Linked DNA regions of Homo sapiens: region 1 is linked to region 2. The links are chromatin loops, found by intact Hi-C in ENCODE. Cell type or tissue: ovary. All regions are shown on one strand. Each heading gives the region's core, and the rest is flanking DNA. Links, peaks and the distances in the headings are about the cores only. Region 1 overlaps RBM19 (RNA binding motif protein 19). Region 2 overlaps DRC10 (dynein regulatory complex subunit 10).

Evidence for each region. Hi-C counts contacts between places; a loop is a spot of excess contacts. Peaks named below come from ENCODE experiments on the same cell type or tissue, not always from the same donor. Only the 100,000 strongest peaks of a DNase experiment are listed, where the experiment ranks them.
Region 1: a loop joins it to region 2, with 2.5 times the contacts of the local background. A loop is called at or near these places in 10 of 110 quality-filtered maps.

Annotation. Positions count from the first base shown.
Region 1 is chr12:113,902,815-113,919,578 of GRCh38, forward strand. RBM19 (RNA binding motif protein 19) reads right to left here. Exons shown (of 24, transcript NM_016196.4): 20 at 15,578-15,633; 21 at 12,155-12,271. Among named protein-coding and RNA genes, the nearest start is that of RBM19, 55 kb to the right of the region's middle. RefSeq lists an enhancer at 7,590-8,090. In ovary, for the core only: a CTCF peak has its summit at 10,091 (motif pointing left); a DNase peak (open chromatin) is centred at 10,082.
Region 2 is chr12:113,190,870-113,204,467 of GRCh38, forward strand. DRC10 (dynein regulatory complex subunit 10) reads right to left here. Exons shown (of 5, transcript NM_001330452.2): 3 at 9,711-9,944; 4 at 6,672-6,743; 5 at 4,577-5,020. The coding sequence ends at 4,706. RITA1 (RBPJ interacting and tubulin associated 1) reads left to right here. Exons shown (of 4, transcript NM_032848.3): 4 at 441-1,499. The coding sequence ends at 948. Among named protein-coding and RNA genes, the nearest start is that of RITA1, 12 kb to the left of the region's middle. RefSeq lists enhancers at 623-1,276, 11,191-12,082 and a silencer at 3,235-3,529. In ovary, for the core only: a CTCF peak has its summit at 6,207; a DNase peak (open chromatin) is centred at 6,252; H3K27ac peaks cover 2,444 bases.

The DNA.
Region 1 (16,764 bases), core at 5,458-13,457, 710 kb after region 2:
TTTCCAAGTTTTGGCTATTTATGCATAAAGGTATTATGAACATTCAATTATAGATTCCTTTTATGGGGGGGTTAGCAGCTTTATTGAGATATAATTCACATCTTATATAGTTCACCCATTTAAAGTGCACAACTTGATGGTTTTTGCTACATTTACAGAGCTGTGCAACCCTTGCCACAGCCAATTTTAGAAGATTTTCATTACCTCACACAGAAGTCCTGTACCCTCTATCCAGTAACTCCCAACCTACCTTCCCCTTCCCTAAGCAACTGTGAATCTACTTTCAGTCTCTACGGATGTGCCTAGTCATCCCTCGGTATCCACAGGGGATGGGTTCCAGGACCCTCATGGGTACCAAAATCCAAGGATGCTCAAGTCCCTTCTGCATTATTTTCGATCTGTGGTTGGTGGAATCTGTGGGTGCAGAATCTGTGGATGTGGAACCCACAGATACAGAATCATAGGATACGTGGCCTTTCGTGTCTGGCTTCTTTCACTCAGCATCATGTTTTCAAATCCACGTTATCAGTAGTCCATTCCTATTTATGGCCGAATAACATTCCATTGTATGAATACACCCCATTTTGTTTATCCACTCATCAGCTGACAGACATCTGTTTTTGTGTGAACGTGAGTTGTCATTTCTCTGTTGTTGATGCCCAAGAGTGCAATCACTGGGTCATAGAGAAAGTGCACGTTTTACTTTGTAAGAAACTGCCCACACTTGGAATTTCCCAGAGCAGCTGTACCATTTTTGGCTCCCATGAGCAATGCATAAACAATCCAGTTTCTCTGCATCATTGTCAGCATTTTGTGTCACCACTATTTTTTATTTTAGCCATCCTGACCGTTACATGTATATTCATTTGTTTGTACCCTCAGCAGAAATCTGATTTTCGGTAACATTTGCTGTGAGTCAGAGCCCTGAATATTCCTCTTGGGCATTCCTTTTGTAGGCTGGCCAACCCTATATCAGATCTTCTATCTTGATATAATCTGGGTAGTTCCTGTCTCTCCCTCCTAAAATAAGAGGACATACTTACTCACTTTACCCGTTAAAAGACAGATTTAAGATGTGGTCATGCCATAGAGGAGTTGAGACCTCTGGGATCCGGACCATGGGATTCTGTTGAGCTACATCCCACAGCTGGTTAATGTGAACCCTGGAGTCCACTAAGAACTCAAGATCTTTTTTTTGAAATAAAAAGATATGAGGCAAGGACTCCTACATTCTGTCTTGGGGCCATTCCCTTAGTGGAACTGATTCCCTGGCATTTTGTAGTCACTGCCTGGTACCTGTGCTCATCTTCCAGGTGGCTCATCACTTCCTTAGACTGTGGTTATTCTGAGGGTAGGAGGTAGAGCACTGAGCTCCCAATAAGCACGTGGTTATTTGTGGACTGCCCTTGATAAGCACAGTGGACAGTAAAACCTCAGGGGTGATGCTTGCTGAAGATAGGCATGTTGTAAGGGCTCAGCAGATATGTTGCTGAATGGGCACATGAAAGAGTTAAAAAAAACTCTTTCCCTTGAATTCATAATAGGAAAGACAGCACAGGAAGAGTATCTGTGAGTGCAAATACGGCTTTGCCACTTGTGCAGGGTTTTATAGCTGGGAAGCCATCTGACTTGTGCGCTTCAGTTCCCCAGGCTTCTTGGCGGGGGAATGAATGAAATCCTGAGCACAAAAGCACTTCAGGCCCCGGCAGGCCCTTGGGTAAGGTGCTGTGCAGACATCGGGAGGTATCGTTAATGGTGCCTTGCTCACATAGGCAGAGAATGCAGCAGCGAGGACCATCAATACTCAAATGCTGGTGCTGAGGCTGACATGCATGGATCCCAACAGGAATGCTCACAGAAGCCCCCAAACACACATAGACACACGGCCAGATGGGTTGAGGCACACAACCTTGGCATCACGACTGTGGCCAGTGGTTATTTGTGCTGTATGACAGGTGAGGAGAGGATGTGTGTGTGTGGAGCGGGGCTGTGAGGGATGCACATTCCACCAAGATGGCAGCTCTCTCAGACTTTCCCGTCCCCGAATGTGGCCAATCATCCAGCTAGCTGCTTAGGACCTAAATATAGGTGTCATCTGCAATCCCTCTCTCTGCCATAGTCCTCACCAAAGCCACCATCAAACATATTCCCAAACTGACCTGGCATCCCACTTCCGTGGCTGACGCCTGGTCCAAGCCGCAGTCAGCTATGGCCCAGGTGAAGCAAAAACCCCCTCTTGGGTCTCCTCACACCTGCTAGTCCCCCTGAGAGACTTTTCTCCTTACAAGATCTTTTACAAATGTAAGTCAAGAAAGCCCAAAGACCTGAAGTGCTAATGGCCAACCCCAGCCAGGCAATCACGAGAAAGAACAAAGCCACTGGATATCAAGTCTATTACAAAGCCTTGGTAATTAACACAGGTTGGTATTGGCATGGGGGCAGACAAATAGACCCGGGGAGCAGATTAGAGTCAGAAGCAGACCCTCACACACAGTCACCTGATCTATGACAAAATCAATGCTGCAGAGGGAGGGGAAAGAATGGTCTTTGCAATAAATGATATTGGGCCAATTGAATATCCAAGTGGAAAAAAAATGCTCCTTGGTCTGCACCTCACGCCATATACAAAAATCAATGCCAGATGGATTGCATACCTTGATGTGAAGGGTCAAAGAGAAGCCTTTCCTTTTAGAGAAAAATATAGGTGGCCACCTTCATGAGCTCAGAGGAGGCAAGGATCTCTTAGCAGACACAAAAAGTTATAACCAGGAAGGAGAAAGAATGACAGTGACAATATCTAAGTGAAGAGCCTCTGTTCATCAAAGGATACCACCAAGAAGGTGAAAGCAACCCACAGAATGGGAGACACTGCAATCACACAGTCCAGAATACAGAAAGTTAAATAAAAAGTAATTAGAAAATTGAAAAGAAAAATAAATTTAAAAATCATACAAGCCAGTTTTTAAAAAGTGGGCAAAAGACTTGAACAGACATCCCACAAGAGACAATAGATATCCAAATGGCTCATAAACATAGGAGAAAATATTTGACTTCCTGAACTATCAGGGAAGCACAGATTAGAACCATAATACAGTAATACCACTGTAGCCATTATCCACCTACCAGAATGGCTAAGGAAAAGACAGACAACACCAAGTGTGGACGAGGATGAGGCGCACCAGAACACCATAAACTGACCGTGGAAGGAAGCGCAAACTGATACAACCACTTTGGAAACCTGCCTGGAAATAAATATCTACTAAAGCTGAGATATGCATACCCTGTGGCCCTGCAATTCCATACCTACACATACACTCTACAGGGACACATGCATGTGGATGCCAAAGAAATGCTCACAGGAGCAGTATTTGAAATAGCCCAAACCCTGCCAACTACCCAAATGCTCATTGGTAAAATGGGTAAGTATATTGCAACATATTCACACAATGGAATTCTAGATGGTCACAACAATGAATGGATTACAACTGCAACATAGCAAGTGCGGATCCCAGAAATAGAATGATGATCAAAGAAGCCAGACACAAATGAGAATATATGTTCCAGTTCCATTTACAGAAAGTACAAAAACAGGCAACACTAATATATGTTTTTCGAAGTTAAGAGAGTGGCTGCTCTTGGTGGGGGGCAGGTAGTGACTGGCAGGAGGCGCTGGGCAGGGGCTAGCTGGAAATGCTCTGCCTCTTGAGCCAGGTGCTGGTTACACAGTGGTGCTGAATTTGTGACCACCTGCCATACTGTCCGCTTAGGATCTGTGCACTTTTCTGCACGCATGCTAGCTGGCAATCACACGGGGCAAGGCTGGTCCTGCCTCGTCGGGGCTCGGCATTTACTGTCTCTGGATCTGCACGTGCTCACTCCTTCACAACCCAGGTCTCCACGCAAATGTCCCCTGCTTGGAGGAGCCTTACCTAACTGCCCAGTCTAAGATTCCCTGTACTGGATGTCTCCCAAATGATGTGTACTTGAAACCTGTAATGTGACCTTACTTAGAAATAGGACCTCTACAGATGTGATCAAGATCAGATGGGGTCATATGGATTAGTGTGGGTCCTCGATGCAATGCCCGGTGTCCTTATCGGGAGAAGGCACAGAAGGAAGAACGCCAGAGACGACAGAGGCAGAGACGGGACTGACACAGCCCCATGCCAAGCAATAGCAGGGATTGGCAGCAGCTTCCAGGAGCGGGAGGAAGCGAGGAAGGATCCCCCCTGCAGCCTTCGGAGGCAGCATGGCCCTGCCCACACCTTGAACTGGGACTTCTGGCTTCTGGAACTGTGAGAATACATGTCTGCTGTTTAAGACCCCCATTGTGGCATGTTGTCATGGCAGCCACAGAAACTGGTACTGGTCTTATTCTCATCCCTCCTAACTCTTGCTTTAACTGTCTTCAGAACGCTCATGCCACCATGTCACGGAATTTATTTGTTCATTTGTTTACTGCCCCTACTGCCAACCACCATTAGAACATAAGAGCCACGAGGGCAGGAACTTTGCCTTGTTCACAGCCACCTTCCCAGTGCCGAGCAATGCACCTGGTACAGAGAGAGGCTCCATCAACGCCAGAGGAATGCCAGGGGAATAAATCTGCATCTCCCGTGGTGCAGAGGAGACAGGAGGCACCCCATGCACACTGAAGGAATGAAAGCACGCATTCATTCCGTCCTTTCAAACCACAGCAAAGTAGGAAGAGTGGGAATATCCTGATAGGAAAACAGGGCAGAGTGGGGAAATGACCCGGTCCTCGCGGCCAGCCCTCCGAGGGGGTCAACAGGACTTAGCTTTATTTGTAACCCCTGTATGTTTTATAAGGGGAGGAAAAAAATACCTTATCTGTGTAACTGAAACTAGAAGGCCACAAACCCCGTTTTCTGACTTCAGGTTCCCAGTGCTCTGTGAGGACGTGCCAAATCCCCACTTAGGCCTTGTGTTTAACTGAGTCCAGGGGTTGGCAAACTTTTCCCAGCCAGGGCCAGAGCATCGATATTTGGAAATACCTCATCAAGGTAGGATGAGGTCATATGGATGAGGTTGCAAGCTCTTAACTCTGCTGCGGAAGCCCCAAAGCACCAGGCAATAATGAGCAAGCATAGCTGGAGTTGGTCAGTGGTCAGTGGCTGTGATGCCCCCTGACCTAGGGCCTCTCTGGGGAAGTGGATTTGGGAGGAGACGACCTGTGCAGAGGAGAGACACCTGGGGTCAGCCTCATCCTCCTCACCCATCCCTTTGAGAACTTGGCTAAGGGTTTTCTCCCACCCCACACACCTCACTCAACCCATCCTGCCTGGCTGGCTCTCAGGAGCTGCCTGAGCCTGATTTTTGCAGAGTTTCTTCAGGGAAAGCCTGGAGAATGGGAAGTCTTCCCCCATCCTGCTCTGTGTCTCTGCCCTAGCAGATGAAAGGGCTCAAAGGGCTGGAAGCTTTTGGAAAAGTACTGCTGACAACCAGGAGTCAATCGGGCAGTGACCCCATGCCTGTGTGGGGGAGACAAGGGAGGTGTGTGTGGGGAGCATGAGTGAGCAAGCTGTCCTCGGCCCTCCTTCCACTGTCACGGCCACTGCAAGAGGAAATGAGAAGGCCAGGAGGCCAGGGATGGACAGACGTTGCCCACAAAGCAGGCACAACAGGTGTGGGGTGGACAGGAGATGCAAGCCTTGTAATTAAGATCTCCAGACACCTGTTGTGAACTCTCGCCCATTCACACCCTAGCAGGTGGTTCACACCTCAAGGAAGAAAATAGCAAAAAAAAAAAAAAAAAAAAAAAAAAAAAAGATGCTGAGATAAAAGGAGAAAAGTAGCTCTCCATCTGCCAGCCTGCAATTGCTGCCTGCTCTCACCAGACATCCCTGACCCATGGCAGGAGTTCCAGGGCGATAAGTGAAGCTCTGGAGGGAGAGCTGGTTGTGCTGGTCTGTGTGACCAGCCTCAGAGCTGTGTGACCTGGGGCAGACTGCTGAACCTCTCTGTGCCTTACACTTCGCGTTTCTACCAGGATTGTATTGAGACAGGCTTCACATAGTGGGTATGCACTCCACAAACATTATCACAGCACCAGCTATGTAGCAGGCACCTGTGGACATGACAGTGAGCCAGTCAGAGTGTCCCAGCTTATATTCGGGGGTTGGGGGTCAGTACACTAAGCAACCACATGGAGCAGTTCCAAGGGGAGCTGAGGCAGCTGGGGTGCAATGGTAACGGGACTGCAGGACCGCAGGACAGGCTGAGCTACCCTGGACAGGGGTCAGGAGTTAGTCAGTGGAAGAGTGTGCTGGCGTGTGCTGAAGGCCTCATTTTATTCTATTTTTTTAGAGAGAAGGTCTCACTCTGTTGCACAGGCTGGGGTGCAGTGGCCTGATTATAGCTCACTGCAAACTCAGACTCCCAGACTCAAACAATTTTCCTGCCTCAGCCTCCTGAGTAACTGGGACTATAGGAGTGCCACACAGTTCAGCTAATTTTTGTATTTGTTGTAGAGATGGGGTCTTGCTATGTTGTCCAGCATAGTCTCGAACTCCTAGCTTCAAAGGATCCTCCTGCTTTGGCCTCCCAAAGTGCGGGAACAGACTTTTAGCATTTGCTACCCTGGTGATGGCCATGCGGGCGATTTTCTCTCAGGGGCCAAGCTCAAGGAAAAGCTAATTGCCCAAAGCCCCAACCAAGAAGGTAACTCTCTCACAAATGTCCACCTGACTCCAATGGCTGGAAGGCAACGTGAACCACCTGTCGGTAAAAAGGAAGGGAGGGAGCGGTGAAGGAAGAAAGCGAAATCGGGTCTTGACTGTGAACCTGTGGATGTCAGCTTCCCACAGAGAAGACAGCGGAAGCTCACAGGTGGAAAGTGAGCCGGGGGACTCTGGAGTACTGTGTATATGGACAGGCTAAGCGTGAGCCACCCAAGCCTTCCTTCTCACCTCCAGACCCACTTGACTGTCTTCCTAAACCTAACCCCAAACAGTGTTCCTGACGTGGCAGACCACCAGAAGGAAACACAGTAATAACAGCTACGCTGGCTGGGAGCTTTTCATGAGCCCGGCACTACGCTAGGCGTCTCACATACTTGACTCATCTTTTATCACCCAGCTGTCAGGCAGGGCTTTTCATCCCCATTTTACAGATGAGGAAAACTGAGGCCCGGAGAGCTAACATGACATAGCATAGGAAGGGAGAGAAGTGCATTGAATCCACAGATTTATCACCAGAACTGACTCTTCACCATGACTTGACCTGGCCTGGACTTCAGAGCTGCCTAGACATTCCCACGCCATCCTCAGAGAGGCAGGTCTGAAACGCGCTCCTTAGCAGTTTCCACAGAGGGCCTTAGTGATGATCATGACAGTGACAGACATGCTCCCATAAACACCTCCCTCCTTTAGTCAGCCTGTCCACCCACCCTCTCCCTGAGCCTTTCACCGCCTGGGCAGGGAGGCAGGGGAGGCAGACACACTCTTCATTCCCACCCTGCAGGCGAGCAAACTAAGCCTGGCCAATGGCCACTACACCCAGGCTCCAAACTTCCCGATTCTTCTACTGGTTCACAGGCAGAACTGGCTATATAGTTGGCAGGGCCTGGCGCAAAAGAAAAATCCAGGACCCCTTGTTCACACATTACTAAGAATTTCAAGATGGTGACAGCAGTGCATTTAACCAAGTGTGAGGCCAATCCTGTTTGCAGAACCTCCTTCCTGGAAGATGGGGGGTACTGCCTGCCAGAACCCAGGTGGCTCAAACAAGGCTGCCCCATGGACTATGACAGAAATGGGCAAGCCGAGGGTCCATCTAGGAATAGCACCGTTACTGTCTGTACCCTAGTTTCTTCATATAGAAGGCAGGTTTAACAACAGTCTTACCATGTTGGGCTGCTGTGTGGACGAACTGATACAAAGACTGCGTGGCACGTGGTTCACCCCATGTCCCATGCCTCCCCGATGCCTGTATTAGCCAGCTCTGTTTTTAACACCACTTCCAGCTTTTGAAATGGGGGTGGAAATAAGACCCTCTCCACCAAACGCTTGAGCTCTGCATACAGCTGCTGTGTATCAGCAGGAGAGCCCCAAGTGTAAGCTTCATTTGCATGTATACACTCAGGCCCGATCCAGGCCCTGAACTGCCTCTCTGCCCTGGGCACTTCCTGGTGGAGACAGGGAAAGAGGAAAATAAACAACATGGCAAAACACACATGTGCAACATACCTACTCCAGAGCAAACCCAGATGGGGTGGCGGTGGGGGGGGTGGGAAGCCCAGTCTCCACTTCCTTCCTTCCTTCTTTTAGATCCATACTAACCTAAGACTCTGGGCACCTGCCGGGTGAGCTGACCACTGGCCATTTCCGTCCTTGTTTGAGTGGTGGGGTGAGAAGTTTGTGTGTACATGCATACTTGCACAGTCTGGGACACCCCTATTTGTGTGTCTTCCACATTTCCTTTTGGGGGATAAAGGGGAGCTGGCTCAGCCTGTCCCTCAAGGTCCTTCCTGACTCTCTACCCCAGAACACAGACGAATGGGGCAGAAATAGAGGATTACAGGATTACAGCCTTCCTTTACAGAAGAAAAAACAAAAACAAAACAAACAAACAAAAAAACCAGGAAAACGCTGCCCAGGACCTTCAAGGCTTCAGCACTGCCGTTGTGGACCTGGGTTCTGTCTATAAACTCAGATTCAAACCCTGGGTTCAAATCCTGGCTCCACTGGTTTGGTGCTGTTGAACACCACAGTCAACATTTATTAACTACCTGTTACTCTGCCAGGGGCTGGATTAAGTGCCTCATTTGTACAATCTCATTTAATCCTTATAGTCCTTGAGGCCGATGAGCAGCGTGGTGGCCTGAGGCATCTGATGACCCAGTGGGTGGAATTTGGGCTCTGGAGCTGGTTTCTTCACTGAGAAACAGAGACATGAAACTACTTTACCGGGCCACGGTGATGAATGGGCCCCCAGAAACATGAGGCACTGCAGCGCACGGGGCCGGGGACATGAGAAAGAAATCAACACTCACACGTATTACCACAGCATCATCACAAATTAGTGTATGTTATCACTAGTGTTACTACCACTAGTTTATGCCAGGGGAAACTGAAGTCCGAAAAGAGAGCCACAGAGAAGACGAGAATCGCTGTCTGCAAATCCACTGCTGTGCCTCTCTCTGAGTTTCCAAAAGCATAATCCTTGAGTCACCCTAGACAGTGATCCCACAGAAACATGGAAATGCAGTGCCTCCTGATGCCTGTCTGGTTTAACCCAAGGCTGGTTAGTTAAGGGGCTGGAGTGTGGTGCACTGAGGCCCGAGTGGAAGGCTGGTGGCCTCCGGGAAGGGCCCCAGGCACTGCTGCCTCGGGCTAGGAGGCTGCCTTCTCTCCCCTCCAGCAGGCGGGGTAGCTTGAGGCCCTGCCCAGAGAATGCTCTCCGGAGCCCTGCACTCTCACCTGCACACCTGTCCCACTGGCTGTCCCTGTCAGTTTCCTCTCTGGTCCCCCACAGAGAGACCTGAGTCTCTCCTGAAATGGCTACATGCCTCGTGCCTAGCACAGTGCCTGGTATAAATGACACACTCGCTGTCATTTGGTCCCACTGGAATGATCTGGAGGAAGACAGTTCCTTCTAGACCCAAGAAAACAGGCAGCAGAGAGGAGTGGCTCCAAGCCGGGGCTCTGGGTTAGGCTGACTTAGATCCAAATCCCCATTCAGCGGCATGGTCCCAGGCAGGACACTCCATCTCCCTAGTTTCCATCTCCAGTTTCTGTCTGGGTGCAAAAGGAATGACAGCATCCATCCCTCGCAGGGCTGCTGTGCGGCTTAAAAGAGGTGATTCTGCACGGGAAGGCATTCAAGCTCAGAGCCCCGCACACAGCAAGCGTGTAATAAAAGGGAGTTGTGATTTTTACTACACCTGGTAGGAGAAACCCATAGAACCTGCCTGCCCAAATGGACCAGCTTGGTTCCCCGAAACCCTGAAACCTCCCCCTGGCTAATGACCTTTACCGGCCAGTGGCTTTGTCTGAAATCCTGTCTGGGGCTTCCCTGGACAATCTTGAAGTCCCTGAGAAGGCTCACAGCGACCCCTGCTGTCTGCAACGAGGAACTGCCTTACATCCCCAGCCGGAGTGAACAACAATAGCAGGTACGGCCCTCCAAGAAGGTCTTACGTTTCCAGGGTTTTAAGAAAACTCTCATCAGAACAATGGCAAGGAGAAGAGTCACCACATGTAATTATGTTCAGTGGACACTAATTCCCTGTCTTCTAAAAATAAATATAATACATGAGATCACACAAAGTGCTCTCTCTTCCCTTGTGGTCTTTTGTTTCCCCGGATAAGTGTCATCCTAAATATACTGCAGAACCAAGTGAAACTGTCATTTCAGCGGGATATTATTTCCCGATCAACATGCGCTCTTCTTAGCAAGCCCGTTTTAATCTGGCAGTTCTTAAGTTGGACTCCTTTTAAAAAGCAGAGCATGTTTAAACAAGCAGACATACCGAGAGGCTAAGGATATGTACCTTCCTGGAGGGACGACTGATCAGTCGAGGTTTAGGGAAATGGGAAACCTCCCCCCAGGTCATGACCCCATCTCGCCAGGCTATTCCTGCTGTGCAGGATACCCGGAGATCATAGCTAAGATCCTGCTTCCCAGATACTGGCAGGATTGGTCTCTGCCTCAGATCCCAGCTCACCACACACCACATCTGTTTATGAACTGAATACTAGTGTATGATTTAGAACAAACAGAGGGGAAAAGGAGGACAAAGATATCTGAAGTTCCCCACATGACTTCTTATTCTTCAAACTACAGAGTGAGAGCAAAGAAGGTAGATGCCACACAAAGATAATTGTTTCTCATCTCCAAAACACAAGGCTGATTTTGTAACCACAGATTACCTTGCAAGATGCTAACTGGCAACTCTAACAGAGGCTTCACTCTTGGACCCTTGTGCAAGTGTAGAATGAACGAACGAGACCTAGTGTCTAGAATCCTAAATGTTCACCCACGCGCAGGCCATGGTGCTGCAGGTCCCCCGAGCAGTCCTGGATCCCACCGAAGCCTCAACAATGTGTTTAGGTGAAGCTGACTTCATCTGCCTTTGCATTCTGAGAGCTAGATGGTCTCTCTATTACCCTGCCCATGCCTTGGGTGGGGGGGCCTTGGCTTCAAGCATTCCCCTTAGGCCCTGATATGAGGACGTTTCTTTCATTCATGGCTTGGTGCTGGGTGGTGCCTACCTAATCTGAAAAGCCAAACACTGTAACATGGCAGCGTAGGGATCACCAACTAGGGGCCCTGGGGCAGGCCAGACTTGTTTTGTTTTTAAAAAGTGAATTAGTTGCTGATGAATTCTCCTTAAGAATCCACATGGCTGGTTTCTCTTTCAAAACATGGGAACTGGTCTTACGAAGCCTGAGTTCCTGCATGGCATCCCAGCTGGATGACCAGAGAGAGGCCCGCCTGCTGCTCAGTCCCCACCCAGCCTGCTGCCGTTACCGGCTGGGTCCCTGCGACAGCTGCATTTTCCACCCCTGTGCAAGCAGGTGCTGACGGACTGCTTTATGTGTGCAGGTAATTCGCCTTCATTTCCATAGAGTCATTTAGGCCACTGGTCCCCAACCCCGGCTGGACATTAGGATCCCCTGGGGAGCTTTTAGCAAAACACCGATGTCTAGACCCCACTGTTGAAAAATGGAATCCAACTCTCTGGGGGTGCAGCCTCGGGAAAGGTGTATTTTAGCCATTGCCAGGTGGCTGGAATGTGTGGCTAAGGTGGAAAACCAGCACCTTAAACCAAAGGGGTAGCCTGGATGGAGGAAATTTCAAGCAGATCATGGGTAGGGCTGGGTTTTAGCCACTGGGGCCCCTGCCCCTCTTGCACGTTGTGGATGGGGACAGGGAAGCCTGCCTGCCCTTTCTCCATCTGCCTCGGAGAGGGGGAAGCCTGGCTGTTTTGACTTTTTTCCTGCACAGTGCTCTGGGGAGCCACATCTGAGATTAAGGGAGATAAATCAAAAGCAGCCAAAAGATGACCTTTGAAAGACCACTGTGCCGGCCTGCAACGGAACCATCCAGGACCCAAAGGCCATCTTCCCTGAGACTCGGGCAGGCTCCCCGCCCACACGCCAGTCCCCTGGACTAAACCTGAAGTTCTCACCTGAAGAGCTCTCGGATCTCCCGGCTGTGGGCCTGGAAGGGGATGTTCCGCACCAGGATCTTGGAGGTGGTCTGCTTTCTGGGAACTTGTTTCTTCCGAGCCAATGTCACGGCTGGCCTGGAGTGGTGGGGGGAGAGGGTCCAAGTTATTCGGAGCTTCAGCAGCTCCTGCCCAACATTGACTCCACTACGCCTCCATCAGAATATTCAGGTGATGGATTCAAGGAGTGTGCGTGGGGTGCGGGACCAACGTGAAAGGAGAGGAAGGCCGTCTCCCACCAGGTGATAGGACCCAAAACAGCTGCAGACGTCAGGGGGACACATCCGTGCTTGGGTGGCTGCTGACCTTCATTTGAGAGACTCCGGGGCCACCAGGGACTTAAGGAGCCCCGCTAAGGGTGGGGCTGGTTTCTCACCAAACCCAATCTCCATTGTGTCTTTCTCTCCAGTTGCAAAGAAAGACCCCAGTTGGTTTCCAAAGGTCTTGTGACACTTCATCAATAACCCGAGGAGGAACATGCGGGGGCCTAACCATGCAGATGGACCAGGTGGCGAGCAAGGACACTCTCAGCCCAGGTTCAAGGCCATCCCCAATGCAGTGCTACCTGGCCTGTCTCCCTGCTCTCCCAGGGAAACCTCCCACTCCACCAAAACAGGGTAGGGAAGTGAGCAAGGCTGGGAGTTAACAAGCTGGGTGTGAATGCCAAATCCGACACTTAGGATCTCTGCGATCTTGGGCAAGTAACATGGCCGCTCTGGGCCTCCATTTCTTCCACTGTAGAATGGGTGTAATGATAGGCCCACCTAATTTGATTGTTTGAAGATTTAATAAGCAGACTCAGCACTGGACCCAGAATGTGGTAAACATTCAATAAACAGCAGCTGTTATGATAATGACCATGTTAGGACTTACCTCCTTCAGGCCTGCTCCACGTCACCTCCTCACAGGCCTTCCCTGTCTCCATTAAAATGGCAGCCCCCTCACCCACAGCCCCCAGCTTCATTTCTCTTCCTGGCACTGATCCCTGTGCTAGTACATTATACATTTAATCATGTTTCTTTTCTTTTTTTTGTCTTGTCATTCTGGGGCTATGCTGTCTCATATGGCAGCCACCAGCCACATGTGGCTAGTTGAATCTAAATTAAAATGAAGCAAAACTAGGCTGGGCATGGTGGCTCACACCTGTAATCCCAACACTTTGGGAGGCTTAGGTGGATCACCTGAGGTCAGGAGTTCAAGACCAGCCTGGCCAACATAGTGAAACCCTGTCTCTACTGAAAATACAAAAATTAGCCAGGTGTGGTGGCAGGCGCCTGTAATCCCAGTTACTTGGGAGGCTGAGGCACGAGAATTGCTTGAACCCAGGAGGCGGAGGTTGCAGTGAGCTAAGATCACACCACTGCAGTCCAGCCTGGGTGACAGGGTGAGACTCCGTCTCAAAAAAATAGAAGCAGCAAAACTACAAATTCACTTCCTCGGTTGCTGGGGTATCAGGCTCCAAGATGGTGCCCAGTGATTCCTGGCTCTTGGTGTTCATGCCCTGGGTAATCCCTTCCCATGCTGTATCAGGGCAGGTCTGGGTGACAAGCAGCATACAGCAGAGGGATGGTGTGTGAATTCTAAGACTAGGTTGTAGAAGACATTGTGGCCTCCTTCTTCCCCATTCTTGGATCACTCACTCTGGAGAGACCCGCTGCCATGCCATGGGGACACTCAAGCGGTCCCAGAAAGAGATCCCCAAGGTGAGGAACTGAGGACCCCTGCCAGCAGCCATGTGAGTGTATCATCTTAATGACAGATCTACCAGCCCCAGCTGAGCCTTCAGATGACTGCTGCCCTAGCCGACATCCTGACTGTAACCTCATGAGAGACCCTGAGCCAGAATTCCCAGCTAAGCTGCTCCTGAATTCCTGACCCATGAAACTATGAGATAATGTTTTCTTTTCAGCCTTTAAGTTCTGGGATACTTTGTGATGCAGCAATAGATAGCTAAAACAGTTGCACTTGCCATATCTCAAGAGCTAAATAGCCATGTGTGGCAATTGACTACCATATTGGACAGAAGAGATGTGGAACATTTCCATTGCTGCAGAAGCTTCTATGGAACAGCACTGCCCTAGGGTGTAAACTCCCAAGGAAACACTATCCCCCATGCCTAGAAGGAGGATGTGGTACACAGTGGGCTTGCTGTAATTTTTTCTTGAGTAAAACAATGGTTCCATGAACACTGGCTAGGAAGTGAGACCTTGCAAGGCTGAATTCAGGCTGGCTCTCTGGAGATAGGGTACTGGAAAGAAACTGCTGGCTCAGTGCTCATGGGCACTGCAAGTGCTGGATGCTTAACACACAACCTCTACTTAGCACGTTTCACTTCAGAGGCAAAGTCACCCATGCAAGGTCACAGAGCTCCTGAATTAGAAACTACAGGTGTGGGGCTCAAAGCCTGAGCTCCTTCTGTTATACTGGCAGCTCAGGAACCCCCACTAGACTTCTGAGGGCCTCTGTACCAAGCCATCTTCCCTCCAAGGATGCTTAACATAGCACAGACCACAATGGGTGAAAAACACCAGAGCTGGCCCAAGCTGGACTCACAGGAAGCATTAACAACAAAGAAAGAAGGAAAAAGAAAGGTCAATTCGCTGGAAGCTAATTTGCCGGATGACCACAACAAATTACCAACTTGTTGAAAACTACCAAATAAATATCTGAAACCAGCTCTAGGGCTGTTAGAGGCATTCATTTTATCACCCGATGCAAGTAGATGATAATGACAATAATGGCTTACGCTGGGCACCTGTTATGTGCCGGACACTGTTGGAGGCACGTCGGGTGTAATAGTTCATTTAGATATACAAGCAGGTAGAAATGGAGGTGCAAAGATAAATCTCCAAACAATCCCCCTACTTCAGTATACTGGTCATTGGGCAAATTGGTCTGCCTCCATCTCTAACACCTACGGAATCTCTTTCCCATTAACTGGAGGCCATCGTAGGCACTGCCATTCAGCTCTAAGAAAGCACGTCCCATAAAGCTGAATGTCTAGGTTTTACAGCTTCTTCTGGTTCATCCACAGCACCAGCAACCTCCAGCTCTTCCTTGGTTTATTTATCCCAAGATGAGTGTTGTTTGCCTGTTTCTCCTGCACTTGTTCCTTTTCTTATTAAAAAAAAAAAGAAAAAAAAAAGCCCCTGTGCATTAAACATTCACCCAAAGGACTAACACTGTTGTAGTTCACTGGGAAAATCAGGGTCGGACTTGGTAAATGCCAACATAATTAGGCATCTTAATTAGGAAGAGTCCTAAATGGTAAAGGGATAGGTGGAAAGGACATTGAAGGGTTGTGAGACAGCCTCCAGGGTGGCCGGCACCAAGCACAGGAAGCCCCAGCTCGTAGGAAAGGAAATGAGGACACTGAAGACTCACTTAGTGGCTCGTTCCGAGATCCTCACTTCCAGCTTGTGGCCGTCCACGACGTGACCCTAAGAGAGAAGACAACATGGCTCATCTCTCTGTCCCGAGAAATACTCACCCGAATCCTTGCCCTTCACCAGAGCAGAGCCCTGGCTCGCAGATGGGAGCCTGATTGTTCCCCGGGGAGTGGGGCTAGCTGGTCTAGAGGACAGAGGATGGTTTTTCCCTGAAATGGCTCACACCGTGCCCAGGCAGCAGCTGGTGGTCAGAGACTCAGCCCTTGGACGCTCTCTTAAGCCACAGGTAGGCCTTGACCTAGATGTCATTCAAGGGACACGGAATTTTCCATTGTTTATAAGCATGTTCAGGCAAAGTAAGGCCCTTAGGTCTGGCTTGCAGAGAGAGTTGGGTTTAGTTTGTATGTTCCTGAAAAATATTCTAAATCCTAGTGGAGTTGCATCTAAAGCTAGGTTCTAACATTGGTCCCTCAAGGCAGAACTGGTGTATTAGCAAAATTACCCTTGAAAATCCCTTAAATCTCCCATAAAATACAGCACACAGAGCTTCGTAGGAACAATTCTTGGAGGCAATATTCACATATGCATGCACACAATGATGTCCAGAACATAATACAGTACACGTGCAAAGTGAAATTTCATAGAATCTTATATCGCGTGAAAGAGAAACACGGACCACTGAACCTGCAGAGCCAATTTTAAGTTAAATGAGTACACAGCCCCTGACCAGGAAGGGCCTAGGATGTGGGGCATTATGAAGGGAACAGAGGATACCTTCTCAAGCTACTAACACCTACTGCATCTGCTTCACTTTAGCTGAAGGCCATCCTAGGCACCATGCATCAGGATGCATCATCTAATGCAAAGCCACAGAGCTTCTGGATTAGAACTTAGGCTGAGCATGGTGGCTCACGCCTGTAATCCCAGCACTTTGGGAGGCTAAGGCGGGCGGATCACGGGGTCAGGAGATCGAGACCATCCTGGCTAACACGGTGAAACCCCGTCTCTACTAAAAATACGAAAAATTAGCCGGGCTTGGTGGCGGGCGCCTGTAGTCCCAGCTACTCTGGAAGCTGAGGCAGGAGAATGGCGTGAACCTGGGAGGCGGAGCTTGCAGTGAGCCGAGATCGCGCCACTGCACTCCAGCCTGGGCGACAGAGTGAGACTCCGTCTCAAGAAAAA
Region 2 (13,598 bases), core at 2,973-10,972:
GCTGCTTTGGGCTGACATCCTATCAGCTTAGCAAGAAGTAAAGTCAGGTGGCAGAAAGACATCTCTTTCCTAGTGGTTTCTGCAAGGTCCTAAGGCAGATTCTGATTGGACAGGCTTGGGTCATCTGGCCATTCGTGAACCAATCCATGTGGCCAGGAGGATGGAATATGCAAATTGTCCAGGCCTGGGGCACATGTCTGGGAATGGGGTCAGGATGCAGGGGCAGTGGATGTTTCGCAGGGAAAATCAGCAGAGACCGGGGGCAGTGGTGCTTAAGAGGCTGTGGCCTCGCTGTAGGTTTCAGACTGGGAGACAAGGACTCCTGGGATCTGCAGGCAACCCTCCTCTGCTGCTGCCATCCCAGGGTGGGTGGGAGAGCTGTTAAAGTTTTGAGGGGTTGTTCATCCCCCAGCTCATGGCGTTTATCTTCCATTTGCCAGACCCATCAGCCACACCCCGTCTTACTGTGATGAGTCGCTGTTTGGCTCCCGATCTGAAGGCGCCAGCTTCGGGGCCCCGCGGATGGCGAAGGGGGATGCCGCAAAGCTCCGTGCTCTCTTGTGGACGCCACCACCTACCCCCAGGGGTAGCCACTCGCCCCGCCCCAGGGAGGCACCACTGCGAGCCATTCACCCAGCTGGTCCCTCCAAGACAGAGCCGGGGCCAGCGGCAGACTCCCAGAAGTTATCTATGGGTGGGTTACACTCTTCACGCCCCCTGAAGCGGGGACTTTCCCATTCCCTCACCCACCTGAATGTCCCCAGCACTGGTCATCCAGCCACCAGTGCCCCCCACACAAATGGGCCTCAGGATCTCAGGCCTTCCACGTCAGGGGTGACCTTCCGGAGCCCCCTGGTGACTTCCAGGGCTCGCTCAGTTAGCATTTCAGTGCCATCTACCCCACGACGAGGTGGGGCCACCCAGAAACCAAAGCCCCCTTGGAAATGATACTCTTTCATCAGGGTTGCCTATGGGGCCACGGCGACAGGTATGGCCCCTTGCCAGGGTAGGAGGACATTCATCACCCAGGGAACCCCAGGTATTAAAGAAGCCCCTGTGGGGGCAGACAGACATAGCAGGGGTGGGCAGTGCCTCCCTTTATCCTGACAATCTCTAGTCGATTCTTGCCTTTTTCTCCCGATTGCGGATTTGGGGGCCACCTCTAAGATGCCTCTCTCCAGCCCTGTCTCAACCATACTCCAAATTAGTGCCAACCCAGGGGCCTGGCACCTCCCACATCATCCATTGTCTTGCTGCCAAGTGCGAATAAACGGCGTGATTGCCAACCTGGAGGGTCCCCTCTTATCCCTTCAAGCCAAGCTTCCTGCTCAGGATTAGTTTCCAGCTAAGTCTGCAAGCCCTAGAGGAGTTTTTCCAGGCTGTCTGTGAAGCCTGGGGAACACAACGGCAACTGGGAGATTTGTGAGTGAACACTGTTTCATCTTAATATGCTTCTGAATTTATTTTCATGTACTAAATAGATCAGCTCATCAAAGCCATGAATGTCACTTTTTTTCCCCCTCAGGGTAAAGGCCATTGTTAGGCCTGAGTTGATTTAAATAACAAAGTTAAATACAACAGATAGTACAAGGATGTGGCAGGCAACATGACAGCGGTGAGTGGGTAACTGAAGTTTGGGAATCTGGGGCTTCGGGAAGCGCTGGACTCTTCCTCCCGTCGGCTTCTGGCTAATGCCACTAACTTGTGGTTGGCCGGCTCTTCCTTAGCTCAGAGTACAGACAATAGTATTTTTTTAGTTTTGTTTTTAAGTTTGTTTGTGTGTGTGTGTGTGTGTGTGTGTGTGTGTTAAGGTGGGAAATAAAACACAATGGCTAGGACTTTGCCAAGTGGAGGGTCCAAGAAAGCCAGACAGTGACATGTGTGTCTGCAGAGCACTTAGGATGCAGCCCAGGACTTAGGAAAAGCAACAAAGCCTTTGCGCAGATGGAATTGCACCCAGATTGGGCAGTGTGGGCTGGGCTCTGGGCCTCTCCTTGCCCCCGTCTTCCTGTAAGGCACCTCCAGGAGGCACCAGGATTTTAGGGAGTCCAGTTGGAAGCCACATCATCTGGTTGGTACGTCTGCCTTGGGGCAGGGAAGAGTGGACACTGCTGGGGAGGGAGACCTGCAGTGCCCAGGACCAGTGACACACAGAAACACCTGTGGGGTCAGGCAGGCCAGCTGTGCTCTCATGCAAACATGCTTTGTTTTTTGTTTGTTTGTTTGTATGTTTGTTTGTTTTTGGTGTTTCTTTTTTTTGTTTTGTTTTGTTTTTTAAGACACGGGGCCTCGTTTCCTTGCCCACCCTGGAGTGCAGTGGTGCGATCATAGCTCACTGCTGACTTGACCTCCCGGCTCAAGCCATCCTCCCCCTCAGCCTCCTGAGTGGCGGGGACTACATGCATGCACCACCATGCCTGGCTAACTTCTTTTAAAAATTTTTTTGGACTGGGCGCGGTGGTTCATGCCTGTAATCCCAGCACTTTAGGAGGCCGAGGCGGGCGGATCACGAGGTCAGGAGATCGAGACCATCCTGGCTAACACAGTGAAACCCTGTCTCTACTAAAAATACAAAAAATTAGCCGGGCGCGGTGGCAGGCGCCTGTAGTCCCAGCTACATGGGAGGCTGAGGCAGGAGAATGGCGTGAACCCAGGAGGCGGAGCTTGCAGTGAGCCGAGATCGTGCCACTGCACTCCAGCCTGGGCAACAGAGCGAGACTCTGTCTCAAAAAAAAAAAAAAAAATTTATAGAGAGGGATTTCATTCCTTCCAGTAAGAAACAAGAAAAAAAGGGAAAAAAAAGAGACATGAGTCTCACTATGTTGTACAGGCTGGTCTCAAACTCCTGGCCTGAAGTGATCCTCCCGCTTCAGCCTCCCAAAGTGCTGAGATTACAGGTGTGAGCCACCTCGCCCAGCTGCAATGTGCATTTTAAACATATAGAATGTTTAAGCTTCCTGGAACTTTCACTAACAATTAGTTACTCACGCCCACCTCAGTTTTTCCTGAAACATCCATCTCTCTTTTGCCTTCCCATCTTCCCCTTTGTTTCCACAGACATAGGCCAGAAATAACCTCTCTTTCCTGGCTGGGCATGGTGACTCATGCCTGTAATCCCAGCACTTTGGGAGGCCAAGGTGGGTGGATCACTTGAGGTTAGGAGCTTGAGACTAGCCTGGTAAACATGGCAAAACGCTGTTTCTACTAAAAATACAAAAATTAGCCAGGCATGATGGCGCATGCCTGTAATCCCAGCTACTCGGGAGGCTGAGGCAGGAGAATCGCTTGAAACTGGGAGGCAGAGGCAGTAGTAAGCTGAGATCCAACCAGTGCACTGCAGCCTGAGCAACAGAGCAAGACTCTGTCTAAAAAAAAAAAAAACAAACCTCTTTCCTCCTCCCAACTACAGTAAAATCTGGCAGTAGCCCAAGGTGACACTAAAGGGCAACGGACACCAGGCTGTGGTGTATGTAAGGCAGTTGGGGGTGGTGAGGATGGGGGCGACTTACTTTACCATCTAATGGGGGCTGCTGCTGCTGAGCCCTAGGAGATATGCAGACCTGGGATATCTGGATGATTAGATTTTTTTCCAGAAAAGGGAGAGTGTTGGATTTCTACATGGTAGCCCTCAGTTTTTTAAATGCTGACAAATAATTTAAAGATAATTGTTCAGGCCGGGGGTGATGGCTCATGCCCGTAATCCCAGCACTTTGGGGGGCCCAGGCAGGAGGATCGCTTGAGGCCAGGAGTTCAAGACCAGCCTGGGCAACATAGTGAGACCCTGTCTCTACCTACCCTTTTTTTTTTTTTTTTTTTTTTTTGAGACAGGGTCTTCCTGTGTCACTCAGGCTGGAGTGCAGTGGCACAATCTCAGCTCGCTGCAATCTCGACCCTCCCAGACTCCAGTGATCCTCCTACCTCAGCCTCCCAAGTAGCTGGGACTACTGCCGTGTGCCACCATGCCTGGCTAATTTTTTAATTTTTTGTAGAGACAAAAAATAAAACATGGGGTTTTGCCATGTTTCCCAAGCTGGTCTCAAACTCCTGAGCTCAAGTGATCTGCCTGCCTCAGCCTCCCAAAGTGCTGCGATTAGAGGTGTGAGTAACCACTCCTGGCCTAAAAATTTTTTACTTTAAAAAAAAAAAGTTGTTTTAAATAATTGTTCAGCTCCCTGGAATGTGAGGCTGAGGGCTGCTGTGACCTCAGGACTCCCTCTGAGCTTTCACAGTGCTAGAGCAGGGGAAGTTGCAAGCAAATTAATCCCAGAACAGGGTTAGGGGCAGCCTGAAACCTGAGGCCCCGCTCCTCCTGGAGTTCCCTGCCTGCTTCTTTGCCCCCTATGGGCAGCTGTGACCCACACCCCGCTGCCCTGGTGAGTGATGTGTCCATCATGGCCATGGCAGCTTCCGGGCTGCAGCTGGGGTCTGGTTTCCCACTAAGGCTGAAGTAAGGAACCATAATCTCTGGGCTGACACCCCAGGCTGCACGCTCCTCATGGAAACACCATCTGTGAGCTGGACACACACAGCCCACAGCCCTGGGTAAAGAGATTTATTCGTAGAGCGTTCCCTTCAATGTGGCTTCAAATACTTTTTAATTTATTAAATAAAAACATGAAAGCCGTGAATTTAGTGCTCTCCATCTCGGGCCTTCCTGGCCTGGTCTCTGGGAAGATAAGGGTCAGGAGCGGGCTGGGTGGAGAGCTCATTTCTTGCCCTTGCCCTTCTCCTTGCCTTTCTGCTTGCCCTTCTCCTTGTCCTTTGCTTTGCCCTTGCCCCGCTTCTTCTTGGATCTGAGCAGGGAGCGCACCAGATAGCCCTTCCATAGGGCCTGGATGAGCGTGGCCGCCCGTACCATGCGCACCATCTCCTGCTCTGCCTCCATCCTTTTCTTGGAGTTGATCTCCCGCTCTTCCCGGATCTGCGCAAACTCTCCCACCAGCACTTTGTGCCTCCGCCTGAGCTCCTCCAGCGAGATCTTCTCCTCCCTGTGAACAGCGTCCAGATCCTCCAACTCCTCCTGGGGTGAGGGGTGGGGCTGGGGTCACCACACATAGAGTGCCTCCTCCCACCCTCCTCCCTGAGGCCCCCTTACCCTTCCCAAATGGTCTTCTGCCCCAGCGATGCCCCTAAGCTAAGCTGTTCAGCATCTCTCGGTCCCAGTGACATGGATGGGGAGAGGGGATGGGCTCCATCCTAGCTCTAGGAAGGACCCAACTGAAATAATTTCAGGAACAGGAAAAGAACATGGGCTTGTGAGTTGGGCAGACTTAGTTTTAAGTCCCAGCTCTGCCACACCTCAACTGACTTCACCTTTCGGGCCTTCGTTTTTCCTCATCTGAAACATGGGGACGATTCCGAAGCCAGGGGCTGTTTCTAGGATTAAATGACCCGATGGACACAATGTACTGGACATGATGCCAGGCACACAGTGGGGACACAAGAAATGGAGGCTGCTGCCATGAAAGCAGTCTGTTCCACAAGACACCAGAGGAGAAGGAACTTTCTCAGGCCTCAAACGGAGTCCCAGAGTTCTTCCTTATGTCTAACCATAGCCTCTCCTGCTGTCATTTACACCCGTTTTCCTTCCTTCCACTGATGTTTTCCCAGCATCTACAAAAAGCAGAGCACTGCCAGAGGACACAGAGCTGGGTGGACAAAGTCCCTGCCCGCAACCAACCCACAACCCTCATGGGACCCAGAGAAATGAGAGCCCCCGCCTGCAAAGCTCCCCTCTCCAGGCCCTGATGGTTGCCCAGGACAAGGTTCTGACTTGCCCTTCTCTGAAGAGCACACCTGGCTTTGGCTCACTCCAGCGCATATTACCTCCAGTGCTCTCCAGTGCTCCCCAGTCCTCCCTGGCCCCTGGGTTGGAGCCATGGGCCACCAATGTTATCCCAGTGCTGGGTGAAGGGTTTGGGCGTGTCTCGATTTGAAGGTTACCACCCCCTGAGCACTTCCCTCCAGGCCAGACCCTGTGCTGGGCACACACACTTGCAGCCATGGTGTCTCACCGAATCCCCGCCATGGTCCCAAAATGGGAATTACTGCCTTTGCTAATCAGATGCAGAAACGGGCTTGGGAAGGTCAAGTACCTTGCTTAAGGCCACACAGCTGGCACATCTCAGGTGCTCAATAAAAACTGGCTGAGTGACTGAGTGATGCAGTGGAGGCAGGCTCCCATCTGAGTCTGTGGGAAGGAGCCCCACCTTGTAGGGGTGCTGGCAGGAGCCCATCCAGAGGAGTATGGGATGTGGACACTAGATGGAGCCATGATCATTAGGCCCAGTGTCAGAGTGTCAGGCCCTTCTAGCCAGTCGCTTTTTTTTTTTTTTTTTTTTTAAATTAATAGAGATGGAGTCTTGCTCTGTTGCCCAGGCCGGTCTTGAATTACTGAGCTCAAGCGATCCTCCCACCTCAGCCTCCCAACGTGCTGGGATTACAGGCATGAGCCACAGCACCTGGCCTTGCAGCTTCTGGCTCTTTTCTTTCCCACCTCTCACTCTGCCCCAGGCTGGACAAACCCTTTAAACAAAGGGAAGTGCTCCCTGCAGAGAGGCTCAGAAGTTTGCCCACTCCATGGACCATCCCAAGGCTACTTTTCCCATTCATCCCATTCCTAGAAGGTCTTGGGAAAAGCATGCGAGAGAGACTTATTCAGCGACAAATACCTGCTTCTCACCCATCTCTGTATCATATTTCTGGATCCAGTTCTCGATTTCCGTTTCCACTTTATATTTCTTCTAGAAAAGATCCAATTTGTCATTGTTTGATGGAATATATTAACAATCAACAGCACTGAGCACTCTCTGCATCACTAGGCTCTGGCAGGTGCTTGACATGCCTCGCCTATTGAACAAGGAGGTTCCCTTTTCTCCATTTCACAGGGGAGAGAACTGAGGCTCAGACATGCTATCTTACTTGCCCAAGGTGACAGAGCTAATGGGTGGCAGAGCCTGAATTTGATGCCAGCAGCCTGGTTCCAGGACATCCTAGGCAGAGAAAGCAGCAGGTGCAAAGGCCCTGAGGTAGGAACAAGCTTGTGCTGTTTAAAGGACAGAAATCAGCCTGGCGTGGTGGCTTACGCCTGTAATCCCAGCGCTTTGGGAGGCTGAGGCAGGCGGGTCACTTGAGGCCAGGAGTTTGAGACCAGCCTGGCCAACATGCCAAAACCCCATCTCTACTAAAGATACAAAAATTAGCCAGGCATGGTGATGCACACCTGTAATCTCAGCTACTCAGGAGGCTGAGGCAGGAGAATCACTTGAACCCAGGAGGCAGAGTTTGCAGTGAGCTGAGATCATGCCACCACACTCCAGCCTGGGTGACAGAGCAAGACTGTCTCAAAAAATAAAAATTAAAAAAAAAATTAAAGGACAGAAATCAAGCCAGTGTGACTGGAAGGGAGTGGCGAGGAGGAAAGTGGTCCCCAACAAGGTCCAAGGAAAAGGCTGTGTCACAGAGGGAGTGTCAGCAAGAGGAGGCTGTATTCTCAGGAAAGGGTGAGGTGAAGCCACTGGGTGATTTAGATGCAGTGGAGGGACATGATCTAATCTTGTTTTTAAAAGATTATTTCCACCATAAAAAGCAGTGAAGCACTGATCCATGCTACAACATGGGTGAACCTTGAAAACACAGTGCTAAGTAAAACATGCCAGACACAACGGCCACAGAAGATTCCATTCATATGAAGTGTCTAGAATAGGTGAATCCACAGAGACAGAAAGCACATTAGTGATTGCCAGGGACAGGGGGAATAAGGGAATGGGGAGTAACTTCTTAATGGATATGGAGTTTTATTTTGAGGTGATAATGTTTTGGAACTAGATAGAAGTGGTGGAAGTGGGGGTGGCACAACATCGTGAATATACTAAATGCCACTGAATTGCTCATTTTAAAATGGTTTTATGTTATGTAAGTTTCACCTAAATTAAAAATAAGCAGGCTGGGCCAGTGGCTCATCCCAACCATTTGGGAGGCCACGGTGGGAATGGGAGAATTGCTTGAGGCCACAAGTTCTAGATCAGCCTGGGCAACAGAGCAAAACCCTGTCTCCACAAAAAATGATACTTTTTTTTTTTCTTTTGAGATGGAGTTTCGCTCTGTCACCCAGGCTGGAGTGCAGTGGTGTGATCTCGGTTCACCGCAACCCCCGCCTCCTGAGTTCAAGCAATTCTCATGCCTCAGCCTCCCAAGTAGCTGGGATTACAGGTGCATGCCACCACGCCCGGCTAATTTTGTATTTTTAGTAGAGACAGGGTTTCACCACATTGGCCAGGCTGGTCTCGAACTCCTGACCTCAGGAGATCCGTCTGCCTCAGCCTCCCAAAGTGCTGGGATTACAGGCGTGAGCCACTGCTCCCAGCCAATAATAATAATTTGTAATTAGCCAGACGTGGTGACATGCCCCAGCGACCCATGAGGGCTGAGATGGGAGGATCACTTGAGCCCAGGAGTTGGAGGCTGAAGTGAGCTATGATCACGCCACTGCACTCTGGCATGGGTGACAGAGTGAGACCCTGTCTCAAACATAAATAAATAAATAAATAAATAAATAAACCCCCTAATCCTACAGAGCAAGAGCCCTTAGCTTGGGCACCATGGGTAGGCCGGCTTCAGGGGGACTGGGCTCCCCAGGGAACTGTCCACTAGGATGTGTAAGTGCATCTGTGCCTTCTTTCTGGGGGAGAGGCCCGTGGCTTCCATCAGATGCTCAAGAGTGTGACACTAAGAGACTGGAGACAAGTATTAAAAAGGGTGCCTTTTACAAGGAAAGAGATTTGGAAGTTGGGTGTGTGCTAGGCCTGGGTCTTGGCTGAGATGATGAAGGAGAAGGCAAATGAAGGTTTTGGGTTTTTTTTTTTAAGAGGCAAGGTTTCACTCTGTTGACCTGGCTGGAATGCAGTGGCACAGTTATAGTTCACTGCAGCCTCCAAACTCCTGGGCTAAAGTGATCCTCCTGCCTCAGCCTCCCAAGTAGCTGGGACTATAGGCACACATCACAGCGCCTGACTAATTTATCTTTTATTCTTTGTACAGACAGGGTCTTGCTGTTGCCCAGGCTGGAGTGCAGTGGTGCAATCACAGCTCACTGCAGCCTCCGCCTCCTGGGTTCAAGCGATCCTCCCACCTCAGCCTCCCAAAGTGTTGGGATTACAGGCATGAGCCACCTTACCCGGTCAGAAATGATATTTATTGAACACTTACTATGCACCAGCTCTCTCACTACCATCTCATGTAATTCTCATGTAACAACCATTAAGACCAATGTTAGCATTTTCATTTCTGAGGTGTGAAATCGGCAGCTGGGCAGGAGTTGAGTAATTAGCCTGAGCTTTACATGCTACTTCTTCATTCCTTTGCAGGGCACCCAGCCTCTGACGATGTGGGTATTATCCCTGTGGGGTCTCAGGAGTTGAGGAACTTGCCCAAGGTCACAAAGCTGGCATGCAGCAATGCTGGGACAGGATCCCAGTTTGTCCCCTGTCCCCAGGCCTGTGTGCTGCCCCTTCCTGCCTCCCAGGAGACACTGGCTTGGATTTGGGCCTTCCCTGCTCCTGTGCCCTTCCCCTCCACCAAGCCACTTCCTGAGTAGCTGGTGCAGTCCTGCCCTGCCCAACACTGCTGGACCTCCAGGAGTGATGGAACAGTCCCACCCATCCCCCCCACCAGGGGCCCCCTCGGCCCATCCTCGCTGCTTCCCGGGGCACCTTCCTCAGCGCCTGCTCTGCCTCCCGGTTCTCCATGACCAGGTTGTAAAACTGTGACTGCAGCTGCAGGATCTCCTGCTGGATCTTGGCCACCCTGGCCTGTGATGCCCGGAAATCGGCCTTCTGCTGCTTCTCAGCCTCCTGCTTAGTGCGAACGAGGCTGTTCTCTGAGAACTTGAGCACCTGGTGCAGGTGGTTTTTCAGTTCTTGGATCACAAAGTTCTCCTTTTCCACCTAAGCCAGGAAGAGAAAGGGCTCCGTTAATACCTCCATGCCCAGCCGGGCACAGTGGCTCACGCCTGTAATCCCAACACTTAGGGAGGCTGAGGTGGGTGGGTCACCTGAGGTCAGGAGTTTGAGACCAGCCTGGCTAACATGATGAAATCCCGTCTCTTCTAAAAATACAAAAATTAGCTGGGTGTGGTGGTGCATGCCTGTAATCCCAGCTACTCGGGAGGCTGAGGCAGGAGAATCACTTGAATACAGGAAGTAGAGATTGCAGTGAGCGGAGATATCATACCACTGCACTTTTACTTGGGTGACAGAGTGAGATTCCATCTCAAAAAAAAAAGCAACTCTCCATATCCACTGACAGTCACCAGAGGCTGGCACCACTGCATCCTCCCTCAGGGCCAGGCATGCCACCTGGGTTATATCTCTCTAATCACACCCCCAACCCCACAATGGAGGTCAGGGACAGCCTGATTACAGACAAGACAACTGAGGCTCAAGGAGGTGGCTTCATCTGTCTGGGGTTGCCCAGCTGAACTGGGGCCTGAAGCCAGGTTTGTCTGACCTTGAGCCCACGTTCTTGGCCACCACTTTCTATTTCCTTGCACGAGTGAAGGGTACAAGCTTGTTGGATTGAGGCCACAGGGGAGGACTGGGACAGCGGCGATGCTCCTCCTGGGGACACAGCAGGGGAGGCCCAGCTGGCAGAGACACTTAGTGGGGTGCATGAAGGTGTGCGATGAACACAGGCTGCAGGGATTGCCACCGGGCTCTTTCTTGAGGGCCCATGTCTGGCTTGTCCCCTGCCTTGGGTGGATTCTAGAACAGGAATGGGGGTGGAGGATGAGACAGTTTTGTAAAGAAGCTCTCAAGGCTTCTCACTACACTAGAGTCTCCCTCTGAGCACAGCGGTGCTATGGCTGCTCACGCCACCATCTTGGGCTTGGGTCAGCTGGCAGCAGGCCCGCCGGGCATCTGCTCACTTCCTGCACACTGGGGGCAGGGAGGCAGTGCCTTTGGGGCAAGCCCATCCTGCAGGCAAGGCTTTAGGCACCAGGCGCTGGGAATATGATCGGCAGTCAGAGCTCTCCCTGTAGACTCCCCACACGTGCCTGATTGGTGTCTCCCCTCACTGTACACTGAGGTTCAATGACATGAAATTTGCCCACCTGGCAAAAATGGCATTTGAGCCCAGGTCAGTCCAAGGTGAAGCCCCAAGCTGGTTCTAGCACCTGAATGAGACCAGCAGGGCCACCTGTGTCCCTCTGCCTATTCCTAGATGATGCCCCTCCCACCTTACTAGTAACCTCCCTGCCCGAGGGCTCAGCAGCTGGTCCTCTGTCCACTCAACAAGTATACATCATGCCCCTCTTTTGGACAGGCTCACTGGGGACACAGTGGCAGGCTGAAAGAGACAAGGTCCCCCTTTTCTTGTGGAGGAGCCAGACCCCTCAAGACCACACAAATCACACACACATATGTTATCCACAAAGTCAGGTGAATGTTATCCACAAAGTCAGGTGAATGCTTTAAAGGACAAATTCAGTGAGAAGTGCCCAACCCAGCACCAGGGAGGGGGCTGTGAATAGTTTCCCAGGGCCTTGAACCTTTCATCAGTGGTGGGGGATAGAAACAGAAGGGCCTGTGGCAGTGCAGCCTGGCTACCCCCATGTCTGCTCTCCCCAGAGAGGCTGTGGGGTAGAATGTGGAGCATAACACAGCCCCAGTGACGGGTGGTCGGTCCTTCCTAGCACTTCTCTCTGCTGGGTGTGGCTACAAGATATGCATGGAAGTTCTGTGTGCCACCTCCACACGTGTCCTTAAGGGGCAGAACCAAGCCCTCTCCTCCCCTTTCCTCCTTCCTGCTGGCTAGACTGGGGGCCACATGATGGGGAAAGCTGGAGCAGCCATCTTGGCCCACAAGCAGAAGTCCCATGTTGGGGACAGCAGGGAAGTCACATAGAAGAAACCAGACCTCTGACAAGTTGGGGAGCAGAGATGCCACACCAGCTCCGGTGTTTCCACTACAGAGAAATACACTGCCATCTTGACTAAGCCACAGCTATTTTGGGTGTCTCTGTTATAGCAGCCAAATCTGTACTCATACACCATCTCACAGGGTTTTTGTAAAGATTTAGAGAGAAAATGTATGTTAAACTAAATACACTGTATGTGTGCAATATGACAATTATTATTAGGGTTTGGGATCATGCTACTGTTTCCCTTTTTTTTTTGAGACAGGGTCTTGCTCTGCAGCCAGGCTGGAGTACAGTGGTGCGATCTCAGCTCCCTGCAACCTCTGCCTTCTGGGCGCAAGTGATCCTCCCACCTCAGCTTCCTGAGTAGCTGGGACTACAGGTGCATACCACCACGCCCAGCTAATTTTGTCTTTTACGTAGAGACAGGGTTTTGCCGTGTTGCCCAGGCTGGTCTCAAACTCCTGAGCTCAAGTGATCCACCTGCCTTGGCCTCCCAAAGTGTTGGGATTACAGGCGTGAGCCACCACACCGCCATTTCCCTTCTTAACAATTCTTCTAACTGGTGTGGTATGCCTATAATCCTAGCTACTCAGGAGGCTGAGGCTGGAGGATCCCTTGAAGCTAGGAGTTTAAGACCAGCCTGGGTAACAGAGTAAGACCCCTCCCCTCCCCTCCCCACCCCTTCCCTTCCCTTCCCTTTCATTGAGACAGAGTCTCACTCTGTCGCACAGGCTGGAGTATGATGGTGCAATCTAGGCTCACTGCAATCTCCACTTCCTGGGTTCAAGCAATTCTTGTGCCTCAGCCTCCCGAGTAGCTGAGATTATAGGTGCACGCCACCACACCCAGCTAATTTTTATATTATGAGTAGAGATGGGGTTTCACCATGTTGGTCAGGCTGGTCTCGAACTCCTGACCTTAGGTGATCTGCCTGCCTCAGCCTCCCAAAGTGCTGGGATTACAGGCATGAGCCACTGTGCCCAGCTAATTTTTTTTTTTTTTTTTTTTTTTTTGTAGAGATGGGGTTTCACCCTGTTGCCCAGGCTGGTCTTGAACTCTTGACCTCAAGTGATCCATCTGCCTTGGCTTCCCAAAGTGCTGGGATTATAGGTGTGAGCCACTACTTCCAGCCAGACACCCCATCTCTAAAAAAAGAAAAAAAATTAATTAGGCAGGCATGGTGGCATGTGCCTGTAGTCACAGCTACTTGGGAGGCTGAGGCAGGGAGATTGCTTGAGCCCAGGAGTTCGAAACCAGCCTGGGCAACATAGCGAGACCCTGTCTCTACAAAAATGTAAAAAATTAGCCAAGAGTGGTGGCGCATGCCTGTAGTTTCAGCTACTCAAAAGGCTAAGGCAGGAGAATCGCCCAGGAGGTCAAGGCCGCAGTGAGCTATGAACGTGCCAATGCACTCAAGCCTGGGTGACAGAGCAAGATCTTGTCTCTAAAACTAAAAACTTCTAGAAACCAAATTCCTTGATTAGGCCTCAAAGGCCCTGTGTGATCTGTCTCCTTCCCCTGCTTTCCCAGCCCATCTTTGTCCCTTCCCTCTAGCTCACTGGCATTCTCTGGGTTTCTGAACTAGCCAGGCTTATTCTTGTCTCATTACTGAGGTGCACTCTACCCTCCACCTGGAACAGGGGTTGGCAAACTATGGCCCACAGGCCGAATCCAGCCA